2 separate regions of the Homo sapiens genome follow, and region 1 is linked to region 2. Evidence: chromatin loops called from intact Hi-C (ENCODE). Cell type or tissue: right lobe of liver. All regions are shown on one strand. Each heading gives the region's core, and the rest is flanking DNA. Links, peaks and the distances in the headings are about the cores only.

Region 1 (8,334 bases), core at 223-8,222, 54 kb before region 2:
GGATGGGAGGAAACAAATGAACAAATGAAACAAAACCCTCCAGTTATAGCAAAGGCATCATTTTAGAGCTGAGTGGTGAAGGATCAGAGTACCAGCATCCGTCTTCCTTGTTACCAGGCCCTCAGGAAGGTGTGCAGAAGCCACAGGGGGTGAGGAGGCCACAAGAGAAGCTTGGACATCATGCAAAGAGATGGCAGGCCTTAAGCTGTCCTTGGATTTGACTTGGCTCTGATAATAATTTGTCCAACTTGGCAGTGATATGACAATAAATTCCATGGATGTGAACAGCACAATGCATGCCAAGAAAAGTTGTTTTTTGGCAGAATTACCCTCATTGTTACTGTGTGCTGGGCAAAAAAAAAAAAAAAGTGCAAGAGATTCAGCATCTCTAACTTTCTTGCTCAGGACACAGTCATTTCTTTTCTCCCCAATACACAGGGGAAGGAGGCTGGTGAGGTTACCTTCAACACACTGTGTGCATCCCAATGAGCATGTCAGAGCTAAAAACTGATGGATGCTCAGCCCACTTTAGGACAGGCAATAGCTCAGTGTGCTAGCTCATAAACTGAGAACTTTATCTTATCAAGGATATTAGTGACCTCCCAGTCAAAAGCCCTGAACTAGTTCAACTCCACTGCTTGCAGGGTGAGACTGAAGTCAAGACACAGGAAATGACTTACTGAGAAAACATTACTAAGTTAGCAGCAGAGCCATGAACTGCTTACCGGGTACCTTCTTTATTGCCATTGCCTTGCTGGTAAGTGCTCAATAAATGTTAGCCATCATGATCATCATCAATATCATTATTACTTTTATGTGCTCATCACACACCCTGTGGCAATTAGATGGCATTTTCCCACTTTGTGAATACAGAAACCAGGAAATTTACCCAGGGTCCCACAGCTAGCAAGTGTCACAGCAGGCCTGGAACACAGGTGTGCTGACTCTACCTCCAGTAGTTTTTCCAGCCCTCATCCTGACTGTCCTGTGATCTGTGTATTGTGAAGCTATGAGTCCAGAAAGACCCTGTAGATGCAAAAGTCTAGAGAATAGCTCTTCCAACACTGTCTTCATAGAAGCTATGCTGTTGGGATGCTCCACAGCAGACAACATAAAAGTTCTCTTCAAAATGAGCATTTTCTTCCTCTCTGTTGAGTGCACAATGGGAACGGTGCTGGAAAGCATAAGCAGTTCAGCCATGATGCTGAAGAGGTGGGCAAAGGGCAGGTTCCAGGAGGCCCCATGTCATAACAAGGTGCTTGGGTTTTATCCTACCAGCAGAACCTTTGATGGGGCTTAAGTAAAGGACACCGTGGCAAAAATTTGCGCTTGAGATATTTCACGCTGGCGGTTGGGTGTAGGATGGATTTGAGAGGATTGGAGGAGAGGCAGAGAGAACTGAGAGGAGGCCGCAGCTTAGGTGAGGTGGTCTGAGGAAAGGAGTAGAGGGGCAGATTCAGGATTGACTTGAAATCAAGATGAAAAAGAGGGAAAAGGTGAGTCTCCAGTTTTTAGCTTTGATGACTGATTGGGGTAAGAGTAGAAGAAGAAGAGTTGGATTGAGGGCAAGATGAAGAGTCCTGCTTTAGACATATTGAGATAGAGGGGCCTAAAGGATATTTTATCCTTGATTCCCTCAAAGGAAGGCCTGGGACAAAGGTTTTTGCATGGGTCATTTATCTGGGAAGTGATCCCAAGAACAGGAGAGAGGGATCAGGGAGGGTGGGATAAAGGAAAATGGAAAAATGGAAAGCCAGTAATGGATGTGTATCATATTGGTCACTGCCACAGGACAGTGATGCTGGACCCCTGGGGCCTCCAAGAAGCATTTACGCTGCATTTCAGGACTGTCCACCTGAGAGAGATAAGAGGGAGAAGCGGTTATCCACTGATTCTTGTACTTCAGTAATCCTGATTCCACATGAAGTGTTATCCCAACCCCCACCCCCAATCTGGGTTGCACACGCCCAAGTGTTAGGCATTTCCACAGGCAACCAGAATGACTAGGCATCCAGGGGCATCAGAGAAGCCCCAAGGCACGAAGCGTGGTCTAAGCCAATTGTTGAAAAAAGTTACTGTCTGTGTAAATTGAGTCATAGCCAGGGTAGAACCGCTTGCCAGAGCCACTAATGGACTCAGAAATGAGGCCAAGAGGATATGAGAGGGTGCATAAGAGACACCCAAGTCATGGGACCTCCAGGTGGGTCTGTCCAGGTGGCACATATGTAAATCATCTAAAGTTCTGGAGAGAGACTGGGGCTGGAGACAAAGATTTGGCAATCATCAGTATCCAGGAGGTTGTTGAAACCATGAGGAAAGTGTGTCAAGTGCCCAGAGCAGTGAGCTGAGGAGGAATCCTGGAGGACCCTGAAGGACTGAGCAGAGGAAAAAAAGCCCACGGAGGCACAGGAATGGCCAAGGAGATGTAAGCAGAACCTGGAAAGGATGGTGCCATGGGAGCCAAAGTAGTAGCAGGTGACAAGGAGATTAGCTGAAGGTCTCCAGTGCATCACACCATAAAAAAAATCCCACTGCGTTTGGCAATCAGGAGGTCTTGGGTGCCATCACCGAGAGGAAGCTCAGTACAACTGTGGTGTTAGAGGTCAGAAAATATTGGCCTGAGGTATGAATGGGAGGTAGAAATCTGAAAAGAATAGTGCACCCTGCTTAGTCACAAGGACTGCCCTTGAACAGGATGAGGGCAGTGAAGGCATGAGCACAGGGACAGAGAGAGGGCAGATTTTAGGTCAGAGAGTGAGGCACTGAAGGGGATCAGGCAAAACAGCCTTAGTTTTCTTGGTGAAGCAATATTCTGTGCTGAAACTGTAGTAGTACGTGAACTAGAACTGGCCATCCTCCTTCTCCTGCTGAGAGCTTTCAACCTGAGGACCGCAGGAGAGAGTTGGGCTAGTACTCAGTTATTTCTATCAGTCATTCAGTCAGACAGTCCATATTTACTGAATAGTAACAATGTACAAGGCCTTATGAAACTGGGGACAATACAAGATGACTGCGATTTATTCCCTACTTATAAGGAGCTTTCAAGCATAGGTCCTGGGAATTTGTTACAAACCAGAGGAAGCTAGAAACTGGACTGGGTCAGGGATGCTGGCCTGTGTCCAGAAGTCTATTCATTTATTCAACAAATCTACTGAGGGATTATTATGTGCCAGGCACTGATCCATGTGCTCAAAATATATCAGAGAACAAAACAGACAACAATCCTGGTCTCATGGACCCTATATTCTAATGGGGTATATTTGTCAGGGAAGTCTAAGTTATGCTGTATTAATAAGTGCAGAGTATCAGTGGCTTAACAAAACAATGCTTTATTTATTTCTCTTTTACACAAAATCCATTGTGATTCTACAAGGCAATTGTCTTCCATGCAGTGACTCAGGGGCCCAAGAGGTTTCATCTGAGGTTCCTTAGTTGTGATGGCAGAGGAAAGAGAAACCGAAGAACTTCCCATGGGCTTGTAGGTACTGCAGCTTGGAAATGACTCACAATGCTTTCTCTCAGGACTAATCACATGGCCTCGCCTACAACAAAAAAACTAGCAAATGTGAGGAAGCACATGGAATATTTGGTGAGTGTTATTGTTTCTGCCACATGGCAGGAAGCAGTCTATAGGCTAAATAAATAAATCAGTTACATACCATATTAGAAAGGGATGAGTGCCATGGAAAAAGCAGAGGAGGGTAAGGAGGATTGGCTGTGTTGGGGGAAGAAGTGGAGGGTGGAATTTTTAAATCAGGATAGTTGCTGTGGCCTCAATGAGAAGGTGGCATTTTGAGAAAAGCCTTCAAGGAGATGAGAGAGCCAGTTGAATCTCTGAGAGAAGAATGATCTCAACAGAAAGAATAATCTGTGCAAAGGCCCTGAGGCAGGAAGATGTCTTAGAGAGTGAAAGAGGTAGAAAGTGAGGTTGGAAAGGTACGGGGGGAGGGGCAGGGAAGGTGAGGAACAGCATGCAGATTGTGTATGGCCTTAGAAGCCCTTTGTCAAAACTTTGGCTTTTACTTTGAAAGAAAAGGGATGCTGCTGTTGGATTGAGGCAGAGGACATCACGGCCTGTCTGAGGCATTCATGTGATCACCCTGGATGCTCTGTGGCAAATAGGCTGTAGGGCAAAGTGGCTGCAGGGAGAACCAATAGAAGGCCATTACAGTCATCTAAGTGGAAGACAATGCTGGCTTGGACCAGACTAACACTGGTGAGAAGCAGTTGAATTCCGGAAAGTTTTGGAGGTCTGTGCCCTCACGTGGAGTTTCTGGAGCTCCCTTGCTTCATCAGTCATGACTTGTTAGGTCACAACAGCCCAGAGCCCCTGAAATGAAATTATCTCTGAGCCCATGGTGGGCTTGAGGGGAGGGGAGGGGCAGGAAAGGTGTCTTGTGCCAGGTGGATTCTCAGGTACAGCTTCCAGAGCATGGGGACGCTGCCTCAGGAGTGATCACACTCACTTCTCACTAGACCACAATTCTGCAGTCTCTCCACTGTCTTAAATCACGGAAATGCACTCTGAAGAGCAAGGTGGACAGACTGAGGCCTGCAGAGTCCAGGTGACTTAAAAATCCAGAGTCAGAGTCAGAAAAGGAGCCCCGGTGGCCTGTTCCCAGTGGAGAGCTGCTGCTTCCTTCCCTGCCCTTCCCTCCCGTGACCCGCTTTTGTCAAGATTAAGGTACGTGGGAGAGGGGAAGAGGGGCAAAGGAAGCCTTTCCTATTCTCTCATTCCCACCCCACTCCTCTGCACTTGGCACAGGCTTTGGGAGTCTCTGCACTCCAACAGAACTTTCTAGGTCTGGCACTATGAAGGACATGGAATGTATCAGGATGTAGAGCAAAATGGCCCATGCGGTGGTCAGAGATGGAAAGCACAGACTTTAGTATCAGAAGAACTGTTCCAATCCCAGTTTTTTCACACAAATCAGTTATGGTACCTTGTGAGGTTACTTTACCTCAGTGAATTTTCATTTCCTTGTCTGAAAAATGGGGATAATAAGCCTATCACATAGGATTGTTATAATAAACATAATATGTGTAAAATGTCTAGCTCAGAATAGAAGGATGTGACAGATCCTGTAAACTGGTTCATTCAACATCTATTCTCAAACACCGTCTTCTTTGCTTTTCTCTACTAGCAAGGGTCAAAGAGGAAATACCCAAACTCCCAGCTTCCCTGCAGCTGGGGTTGGCCACAAAACCCAGCTATGACCAATGAGACATAAATACCTGTCCTTGACTTTTCCAAATAAAAAGGCAAAGCTTCTGAGCAGCAAGTCCTTGCTCCTCTCTCTGTCTGCCCCCCTCTCTCTTCTTGCCTGGAACTTAACTGCGAGGCTGGAGGTAGAACAGCCATCTTGATGTCATGAGGCAACAAGCACAAGGTTCACAGGCTAAGGCTGATGAAGTGGCAGGAGAGAAAGAGCTAGGGTGCTTGATGACATTGTTGAGCTTCTGTTTTACTCCAGGGCCACCTGGCCAGGAGTTTATTGTTGTGTGAGACAAGTACCTCATTGCTGGTATTCACCTGTGTTTGTTAGGTCTCTGCTATTTGAAACTAACATAATCAATAATAGCTATCAATATGGTCATCATCATCATTATATATGTTCTCCTACAACTTCAACAACCTCTGGCTCACAGGTGTAGATTTTATTATCTAATTGGGGAGCCAATTAAGATTTATTAATCAAACCTTTAAAGTAGCATTTCCCAGGGAGTATTCCAAGAATGTTGGCTCTTACAGATATTAATAGGTCTTCTGAGAAAAAAAAAAAGCTCTATTGTCAAGTTAACAAATGATGATACTTGGCAGAAATCTTTATAACAGCAGTTTTCGAATTGGTATACTATTTGAGGGCTTTCCAAAGGATTTTAAAGAATCAATTACAGATCCTCAACTATGATAAGTATACTTTCCAAAAGTAAATATGTGTGATGACTCCTCCTTATGGTCCTCCTCTCCCTCCTGTTCCCTCATTAGGTCCATTCTCCCACCTCACAGAAGAAAATCACATCTCACTGCTGGCCAGACTTACCCTGGGGCACTGCTCCAAGGTGGAGAAATCTCTGTGCTACAAAGGAACAACCCCAGGCTGGCTACGGTGGCTCATGTCTGTAATCCCAGCACTTTGGGAGGCTGAGGTAGGCAGATCCCTTGAGTCTAGGAGTTCAAGACCAGCCTGGGAACATGGCGAAACCCCATCTCCACAAAAAAATATAAAAATTAACTGGGCATGGTGGTGCGCACCTGTAGTCCCAGCTACTTGAGAGGCTGAGGTGTGAGGATGGCTTGGGCCTGGAAGGCAGAGGTTGCAGTGAGCTGTGTTGGTGCCACTGCACTCCTAATTTCTTTTTTTTGTTTGTTTAGTTTATTATTATTATTATACTTTAAGTTTTAGGGTACATGTGCACAATGTGCAGGTTAGTTTCATATGTATATATGTGCCATGCTGGTGCGCTGCACCCATTAACTCATCATCTAGCATTAGCACTCCTAATTTCTAATGACTGGGAAATAAATCTATGTGCAAGTCATGTGGTGTTCAATTCTTTGCTTTCAACAGAATGGAAGGACGTAACTGAATTGTCAGCTGATAGATCGTTTAAAATATCTTTATGGTAAATGGCTATGTTATCTTCGTCTTATATCTATGAAATAGTTTAAACTTGAGTGTCAATGCTATGAATTCCATTCCTACCTACTTACTTATGTGAACACAGCTTCTCAATGTTTCTATCTGTAAAAATAACAAATAGAAATAGAATGGATACTACACCCTGTCTCATTCTAGCAATAAATAATTCACTCATGGGATGCAAGAAGCAGTTGAGAAAAAGTGCCACTCAGCTTACCAATAAATGTGATTCTAATAAAAACTTACTTTTTAAGTTTAATAATTATGCATAAAATTTATAATATTCCTCTGTTGTTTTGGTTAATTCTGTGCTAATCATAACTAAATTCAGAAAAAATTTAAAACACTTGCAGCATTTAATTTACATATGTATTTTTTTGTTTTGTTGTAGAGGTAGAAAAGTATAGTAGAATGATAAATAAAAGGTTTTCAAGCATTATTATTTTAGAATGAACTTCTGTGTAGAAGTGAAATGGAGAAAAATGATGAAAATGTATATTAAAGAGCTTGTTTATATAATTTTAACTAGATGATGGATCTCAAATCACTATAGTTGGTGTCAAATTGCTGTGGTATTTAGAATTCTTTGAGAAACGTTTAAGAGCTTTATTTTTATTTATTTTTTTAATTTTTTTGAGACAGAGTCTCACTTTGTCACCCAGGCTGGAGTGCAGTGGTGCGATCTCAGTTCACTGCAACCTTCGCCTCCTGGGTTCAAGCAATTCTCCTGCTTCAGCCTCCCAAGTAGCTGGGATTACAGGCACAGACCACTGTGCCTGATTAATTTTTGTATTCTTAGTGGTTTTGCCATATTTGCCAAGCTGGTCTTGAACTCCTGACCTCAAATGATCCACCCTCTTTGGTCTCCCAAAGTGCTAGGATTACAGGCATGAGCCACCGCGCCTGGCCAAGAGAGTAATATAAGAGCTTTATTTTTAAATGGTACTATTTATAATATGTTCAGAAATTACCTCCTTTGCAACCATCTCAATGTATCATAAAATTTTTAGATATTTAAGTTAAAAGATGGATGAAAGTATACCATTTTCAAATTTTATGGAAGGGTATACGGGCAAAGATTTGGAGATAAGTGCTTTACAGGATCTCTTTTCATGAACAGATAAAAATGTCAAGTAATCAAGAATGATATTGTGGAAATAGTGCTTCTACCAATAATCATTTGTTCTTCTTTAAAAGACTAGTTATAACACTGCCTTGCTTATTACACATGTACCTGGAAAACCTTTACACACAGACCATGCAAAGACAAACCTCTCTCACTTAATCACAAGTAGATGTTTAGAATTCAAAGTTATTAATCTATTAATCAGATTTCACCTAACTGTGTGAATAAGAAGATAATACACGCAGCTATAAAAAACAATGAAATCATATTCTTTGCAGCAACATAGATGCTGCTAGAGGCCATTATCCTAAGCAAATGAATGCAGGGATAGAAAACCAAATACTCCATGTTCTCACTTATAAGTGGGAGCTAAACACTGGGTATTCGTGGACAGAAAGACGGCAACAATAGACACTGGGAACTACTATGGGGGAAGAGAGAGAGAAGGTCAAGGGTTGAAAAACTACCTATTGGGTACTATGCTCACTACCTGGGTGATGGGATCAATCACACCCCAAATCTCAGAATCATGTAATATATCCATGTAACAAACCTGCACATGTA
Region 2 (8,334 bases), core at 173-8,172:
GAAACATGCCCTTGCCTGCTGGAAACTTGAAGTCTGCAAGGAAGGGCTGAGAGTCAGTGATTACATCTGGTTAGGGAAATCAGGAGAGGCTTGATGGAGGTGGACTCTTTGATGAGCCAAGAAGGATGAATGGGGCCGTAGTGGGTGGAGACCCGGGGCAGAAGGGTGAGAGAGGGACATGTTTGTGGGAACAGAGTCTTCAGTCCAGACCCAGCAAGAGTGAGTTGTGAGGAGAGTGACGCTGGGTGATGAGGCTAGAGGAAGAGTTCACCGTGGGGGCTCCTGAATGAGGACTGAACTGTTGGGGCCAATATACCACTTCACAGATGACAGAACTGAGGCACGCATAGGCCAGTAGGGCTTAATCCCTATTCCTGATAACAAATGTGAGTTGCAGTGGAATCCATGAGAAAATAAAACATAGTACTGAAAATCCAATTTAGGGCCACAGAGGGGACATACATGACAGATGTGCGTGTTTTGGAGTAGGCCCAGGCCCCCAGCAGGACATCAAACTTGCTCGGGTCACTCAGCTCCCTCTCCCCTGTACACCACAGGAACCTGGGGGAAGGACCAGGGCCTACTGGATTTTGTATCTCTGGGGCCCATCACAATGTGTACCTAAGACTGGTACAGAGTGGAGGGTCAGTATGTGGTTGAGAAATGAATGGGAGATCAGAAAACAAGATCAGTCTGGGCTGGATAAACAAGGCAGGGTCTCTTGGAAGAAATGGGATTTTACCCCGGGACATTTAGGGTAGATAAATAATCAGGACAGTGACTTTCCATTTTTTGTGTGGAGGGTAGCTGGGAAACATCACCCCACCCCCAACTCCACAGACTCCCACCTGCGTTACGGTGAAAAGTTCAAGCCCCTTGCAGTCAGACAGTCTAGGCTGGAATCCTGGCTCCATCACTTATCAGCTGAGTGATCTTGGGACAGTCACTTGCTGTCTCCAAGCCCCAGGGTCTTAATCTGTAAAATGGAGGTAAAAATACCTTGTTTGCAGAGTTGTTGTGAGAACAAAGGAGCAAATAAACAAAAGACACAAAAAGATTAACTATGATCAAATCCTGTCTCTTTTTTTGGCCCTCTTCTCTGGTCCACCAGATGAAGAAGTCTAGTAACGCTTCTATAATGAGGGGTGAGTTGCAAGCTGGAGACAACACAGATAAAATTAATCACTAGAAGGGCTTAAATTATCTTCCCCTGAGATCAGGCCTTTTTTGGTGGGGTGGAGGGTGAAGTGAGTTGTTGAGGTTGGAGGAAATACAGGCTTTGTAAGGGGGTGTGTGGCATGAGGACTACAGGAGAGGGGCCTAGAATGGGAGAGGTGGCCACTGAGGACATTAGTTATGTCCAGCCCCCAGTAGGATGTCACATTTCCTTTGGTGGAAAGACAGGGTACCAACATTTGTTGAGCATGATGAAGTGCCAGGCACTGTGCTAGGTGCCAGGGATACATCCTTGATATATGTACAACCCTCACACTAGGCAGCTCCAGTTTTTTGGCAGACATAAACAGGAAAATAAACCACTATAATCCAAGTAATTATAACAAGAACAGAACAAGATACAGAGCACAGAAGACAACATAATACTATAAGGCAATCATATGGAAGGTGGGTTTTGAAAGATGCATAGGAGTTCATCATGAATCCAATCTAAGAAAGGGAAAATGAAGTCAAGTTCAGCACCACTGGAGTAAAAATGGTGGGAAGAGATGAGTTTAAGAGACGAAGCTGGCCATACGCGGTGGCTCATGCCTGTAATCCCAGCACTTCGGGAGGCCAAGGTGGGGGGATCACGAGGTCAGGAGTTCAAGACCAGCTTGGCCAATATGGTGAAACCCCATCTCTACTAAAAATACAAAAATTAGCCAGGCATGGTGGTGTGTGCCTGTAATCTCAGCTACTCAAGAGGCTGAGGCAGAAGAATACTTGAACCCAGGAGGCGGAGGTTGCAGTGAGCCCAGATCGTGCCACTGCACTCCAGCCTGGGTGACAAAGCGAGACTCCATCTCAAAAAAAAAAAAAAGACGAGGCTGGGGAGGGAGGTAGGAGCTAGATGATAATGAGCCATTCTTTATCCTGGAGTGATGGCAACCAGTGAAAGATTTTGAATGAATGAAACTATGTCCAATCTTCAAGTTAGAAAAACCTCTCTGGCAGAAGAATTCAAGGTGCATTGAAGTGGGGCAAGCTCAGAAACAAGATGCTAGTGAAGATGCAGTTTACCGTGGTCAAGGAGAGTGAGTGAGGCTCTAAACCAGGCAACTATGGGGCCATTCTTCTGAGCTCCTCAATCACAGGCAATCTTGTCCTCTTCTAAACCCACAGCATGTGGCTTCTTTCACTCATGGCCTATGACCCAGGACCATGTGCTATCATGAATTGTATATTTGTTTTCCCTCCACTGCCAGATTGAGAGCACTTTTTCCTCTCCACATCCCTGGGCTGAGGAGCTGCTTCACAGTTGGTGCCAATGTGTTCTGAGGTTCAGAAGGAGGGGTGTGGGGTTTCATGGGGTTCAGAAAGAGAGGCATGGAGTAAAAGCAGCCTGTGATCAGTTCATGAGCCAAGCAAGACCTCCAGGCCCTTTGCTCACTCCCCCTTCTCTGTCTGTCCCTAATCAAGCTATGCAAAGAAATGTCTTAACTGCCATCTGTATTGTTTTGTGAATCAACAGAAGAGCCCAAACCTTTTCTCTTGCACATTTACCAACCAGAGATTTAGGGAAATAACACATAATCAGAGGAGGAAAGACCAGCTGGTGGTAGGTGGATTTTGCCTGCATAGTTGGTTGTTTCCCTTCTAATACAAAAGCTGATAGTGGATCATAATCTAGGACATTTTTCCAGAATGAATCTGGCAGTATGCAAAGACATTTGCGTGCAGTAACTTTCTTTCTCACTCTTCCATGACTTTCTGTTGTGTCTGTGTGGGCACAGACAGGGTGGTTGCAGGTTAACTGGGGCCAAAAAGTTGTTATCACCTGGCATCTGTGCCAAGAGCTTATGTAAAATGAGCTGATTCCAGCAGGCACATGTCCCAGGTGGGACCCAACCCCCCACTGGCATGGGCTGGGTGCCTGTGAGCCACATGTTGCTAAGGGCTGAGAAGGAAGCAGTGCCCAGGGCCGGGGCTGTGCAGGGTGAGGGAAGGAGCAGCCTCTGAGAAGGGCCGGGCCAGGTGGATAGGGGAGAAGTCAGGCAAGAGAGGACTGGGAGTCCTGGGCAGCACCTGTTCCCAGAAAGTAAATAATACTTTACCCTTGTGTCATATGCCTGCCTGTCGCCGAGCAGGCGTCAGTTCATCCCTCACTGTGGGCCGCCAGCCCCGTACCAGCATGCTACTCATTTAAAATGTGCTTTGGAAAAGAAATCAAAGGTCCTGATGCCTTCTGCTGCTTGCTCAGCTCCATGGCCCTCCCAAACTCCCATTTCACAGCTGCTACTCAACTGCGGGGCTTATCGGGTGGGCCTGCCAAATATTTGGAACTGATGCCCCCGGCTCCGGACAGGAGTGGGTGATGGGGGCAGAGAGGCTGAGACTGCGCTCGGCTGTGGTCCGGGTAGGACAGGTGCTGGTGGCTGCAGCCTTGTCCCATTCCCCCCTCCCTTCCCCTCCTTCCCTCTGCTCTCCTGTTTACAGTCTGTTCACCGGACAATATTTCAAGTATTCTAAATATGAGTGTCATAAGCTCAAGACGGAATGCTGGGCCCATTGTGCGGAAGGGGAATTAGTTTAAAGACAGGGAAGATTAATTGGTCTGTTTAGGAATGAATCGGTTTAGCAATTACTGTGTTTTGAAAGAATATCATTTATGGGTTTAAGTAATAGTGCAGTGGTTAAGAACTCGGGTGCTGTGTGCTGACAGGACTGGGTTCAAATTCCAGCTCAGCCTCTGGCCTTGGGCCTATTCCGATGCCCATTTGTTGGGTGACCAACTCCTCCAGGTCTGCCCAGAATTTTCTGATTGCTAAGAACCCCCTCAGTTCTGGACACGCCTAGAGAGGAGTAATGATCATGCTTAGCTTATCTAACTGGATAAGATTCATATGGTTTATCACAGTGCCTGGCCCATAGTGAGTACTCCACTAAGAAAGCTAGTGTGATACCTTTTTGAGCACCCCAAACTACTGGCTGCACCAGGGACCGTGCTTTGGGGTGCAAGAGACTCAGCCACAAACATGCCTGTCACTGTGCAAACACTGTAGCATTTTCTAATGGAGCTCACCCTGTTAAGTAGCTAGTGGTGGCTCTATTTTACTGATAAGGAAATTAAGTCTCCAAGGGATAATAAGACACACAAAAGGTTAACAGCTGGAAAGGGAAGGATAGCCCTTTGGAACCCAGCTCTTCTCCATCAAGCCTGGAGTCCTTTCATCCTCAGCCATTCCCTGTCTAGTTCATACCATGCATTGAGTAATGCATAAGCTTTTGTGCCAGTTGCCCTCTCTGGCTGCCCTTACCTCCCAGCCCCTTCTCCTTCAGCTGGCAAATTCCCACCTTGCTTTGGTACCAGCTCAGACATCACCTTCTCCAGGAAATTGTACCTACCCTTCCCATGGGTCTCCAGTCTCTGTTCTCTTCATACCCTTTATATATCTCTCTGGATACATTTCCTTCCTAGTAATAATTTGCTAATTCACTGTCCTGTGAGCTCCTTGAAGACAAGGATTGTGTCTGTCTTTCCACCTCCCTCCAGAGCCAAGCACAGTTCCTAACCCATACCAGGTTTGAATTCATTAAGGTGTGACATGATTGTTTGATACTTAATAAAAGCTTCTATGACTTGACAACTTGTGGTATGTCACACACTAAGCTGAGCATATATATTTCTCATTTAATCCTCACCACAACTCATAAGTTTTGATAAATGACAGATAGGAAAATAAAACTCAGAGAGATTAAATAACCTGTCTGAGGTCACATAGCCAATAAGCACAGATGTGAACTTTGAGTCCAGATCTGCCTAAGAAACTCAACCACTGGGCTCTATCAGCGCCTAACTCAGCTCCTTGCACACATTAGGCATTTGGCACTAGTCAAGGTAGATGGATGGCATAGGATGGCGTACGGCAGGGGCCCAGGGTCATTGGCCCAGGGTTATTGGGCCCAGGGTCATTATTAGGGGCCCAGGCATCCGTGGGCCCAGGGTGATTGTCCTTGGGCCCTCACAGGCCAGCTGTTGTCAGTGGTATGTTTGCAGAAGCTGCCAGTTCCCTGCACTGGCATGAAAAGCTCTTCCTAATTCCATGGCTCATTTTCGCCCTTATGTCTTTCTGGCCTTTCTCATTCTCCCAGGGCAAGGTGAGGTTTGGGAAAGCTGAGGAATGTGGCTGAACTGTCTTCAATAAATTCTTTGCCGATAAGACATGGGGGAGTTTCCAGACACTTTCCTATGACTGTTCCAGCTAAGAACGTTAGGCTAAGCTACAATGACTCAGCCCATGGAAGACCAGGGCTGCTGAAGTTCCCCGGAAGCCAAGTTGCTCTGCATAGGTCTTGGTCCAACCAGGATAGGAAGTCCCAGGCAGCCCCAGTATCCTCAGAACCTTCTTGTGGATGGGAGAGGCAGAATGAGCACTGTCCCTGGGGAGAGACAGGCTAGGTCTGGAAGCATCAATGTCTCCTTCTACCACAGCTTCTGATTTATTACAAACCTTAGAAATGGATTTGGAATACAGGTCATGGGTTAGGATCCTGACTTTGCACTTACTAGCAGTGTGACCATAGCCAGTCATGCAACCTTCCTGGGCTCCAGGATCCTCTCTGCAGAATGTGGAGGAGAACAGTACCTACTTCAGGAAGCAGCTATGAGATTAGAAGAATTAATGTCTACACAATGCTGAGCACAGTCAACACACCAACTAGGTGCTTGAGAGTGGTAGCTATTATCATATGAGGGAGGGATGGAAAAAACTGTGAGTGGAGCTTGCAGCTTCTGGGGTAGCAATGAGTGTGGCCAATCTTCACTGCTCCCCAGCTGAGTGAGTCTACTTGCCATGGCATCTTTGACTGCTCCCGGGCTGAGTGGCATGTACTGAGTTCCTCTGGCCAGAGGCTCCCAAAATGTGTTTTCTGCAGGCTGGTATCTGCAGGAAGGACTGGTTTACTCCAAGCCCATTGTGTCTGCAGCATATGTGTTTTGCCTTGGAAAGCTGGAAGTGTGTGACCCCGCAACATTGGCTCAAGGGGAATTTTCCTGCAGAGGTCAGGCAGGGTCTGCCTTCTTACCCAACAAGGGCCTTGGTTTTGGGAAGTTTCCCCAGGACATGTTGCACCAGAGCCCATGAGCTCCATAGTTTGGCTGTGTTTCCCCTTCCCCTCCCCACTCCCTCTCCTTTTTTTTGCAGAGCCAGAGGTAAAATGGAAAATGTGTGCTCAGGTGAAGAAAGATGTGTACTGTCAGATAATATCTTTTCTTCTCTGGCTTTGAAGTATGTCAGACACAAGCTAAATGGCCTAAAATTGATAATAAGTAGCCTTTTAAGTGCGGTCATGCTTTCTTACCAAATCAACAAATATCTCTTAAGCTGTAAGTGTTCAAAGAGTAGGAATCATGAAGGGTTTATGGATAGAAAGGGCTGTGGAACTGATTTAACAGTTGAAGAAATTAAAACCTCAAGAGGAGATGCCAAGTGCAGTGGCTCACGCCTGTAATCCCAGCACTTTGGGAGGCCAAGGGGGGGATCACTTGAGGTCAGAAGTTCAAGCCCAGCCTGGCCAACATGGTGAAACCCCGTCTCTACTAAAAATACAAAAATTAGCTGGGTGGAGTAGCAGGCACCTGTAATCACAGCTACTCGGGAGGCTAAGGCAGGAGAATTGCTTGAACCCAGGAGATGGAGGCTGCAGTGAGCTGAGATCCACTCCAGCCTGGGTGGCAGAGCGAGACTCTCTTCAAAAAAAAAAAAATCAAAAAACCAAAAAGCTCGAGAGGAGAAACGACGTCCCAAAAGTTATCAGCCAGGTGGGGGAGAGGCAAGATTTAAACCCAAGGCTGATATTTGGCTTAAATCTCTCCCCTTCTTTTTTTTTTTTTTCTGACAGGGTCTCACTCTATTATCCAGGCTGGAGTGCAGTGGCATCGTCTTGGCTCCCTGCAGCCTCCATCTCCTGGGCTCAACTGATCCTCTCACCTCAGCCTCCCAAGTAGCTGGGACCACAGGCACGCGCCACCACACCCAGGTAATTTTTGTATTTTTATAGAGATGGTGTTTCGCTATGTTGCCCAGGCTGGTCTCGAACTCCCAGACTCAAGCAATCTGCCTGCCTCAGTCTTCCAAAGTGCTGGGATTACAGGCATGAGCTAACATGTCTGGCCTCCTCCTCTTTGTAAATGGCCACCTTATGGTGTCACTGGTGTGGTACTGGGCAGCAAAATAACACCAAGAATTAAGGGGAACATCTTCTGCCTTTGAGGAGCTTCAATTTAGTAGAAAAACCAACAGGCCAAATGATGAGCAGATGGTTCTCCACAGCATCGCGCCAGGGAAAGAGCAAAGGTTTTCATGCAGGGCTGACCATATCCTGGGGCTGCACCCTGCAAGGCCCTACAATGCACCATCTGTGGGACCTAACCTCTTGATGTCTCAGTTTCCCCATCTATAAAACTATCTCACAGGGTTGTTATAAAAGCATTTAGTACAGAGCCTAACACATACTATGTGCTCAATAAATGGTAGGAAAAATAAATCCAAGTCCTGTAAAAATGCTGCCTCTTATTATGCCTCCCTTTGGGCAACTTATCATTTGCAAACGGAATTTACATCTGTTTTTTTTTCCTTAGTCTTCATAAGAGCCTTCAAAGATAACCAGGAAAGATTATCAACAAATATTCATTAAATAAATGGCTAAATGGATTGATGAATATTAAAATTACCATGTGCACAGCACTTACCACATGGAACTGTTCTAAGAACTTTGCCTGTTCTATGTATCTTATATAATATATGCATTATACCGGCACAACAACTCTATGAGATGGGTACTATTATCATCCCCATTTTACAGATAAGTAAACTGAGCTCCAGAAGATATTGAACAACTTGCCTAAGGTTATACAGGTAGTAAGTGACTTAGCTGAGAATGACCCCAGGTAAGCTGGCTACAGAATTTGGGCTCCTAACCAGAAAACCGTATTCACTGATTGAATGAATAAATGATAAATGAATGAATATAGAGGCCAGGTAACCCCTATTATATAGATATCAAAGCTGAGGCTGACAGAGCCCAAGGTCACATAGTTGGTTTGGTGGCAAAATGACAATCATATGGCAGCATTCTACTTCCCCACCCCCAGTGGAGTTAGGTGTAGTCGTATCA

Evidence for each region. Peaks named below come from ENCODE experiments on the same cell type or tissue, not always from the same donor. Only the 100,000 strongest peaks of a DNase experiment are listed, where the experiment ranks them.
Region 1: it touches region 2 in a loop (2.4-fold over the local background); 18 of 110 quality-filtered maps call a loop at or near these places.

What each region holds. Positions count from the first base shown.
Region 1 is chr1:67,621,847-67,630,180 of GRCh38, reverse strand. LOC124904197 (a long non-coding RNA gene) reads right to left here. Exons shown (of 2, transcript XR_007066160.1): 2 at 3,310-3,542. Among named protein-coding and RNA genes, the nearest start is that of GADD45A, 59 kb to the left of the region's middle. In right lobe of liver, for the core only: no CTCF peak of the experiment used is centred there; no DNase peak of the experiment used is centred there.
Region 2 is chr1:67,567,714-67,576,047 of GRCh38, reverse strand. LOC105378780 (a long non-coding RNA gene) reads right to left here. Exons shown (of 4, transcript XR_947474.4): 2 at 849-976. Among named protein-coding and RNA genes, the nearest start is that of LINC01702, 50 kb to the right of the region's middle. In right lobe of liver, for the core only: no CTCF peak of the experiment used is centred there; a DNase peak (open chromatin) is centred at 3,207; H3K4me3 peaks cover 427 bases; H3K27ac peaks cover 3,903 bases.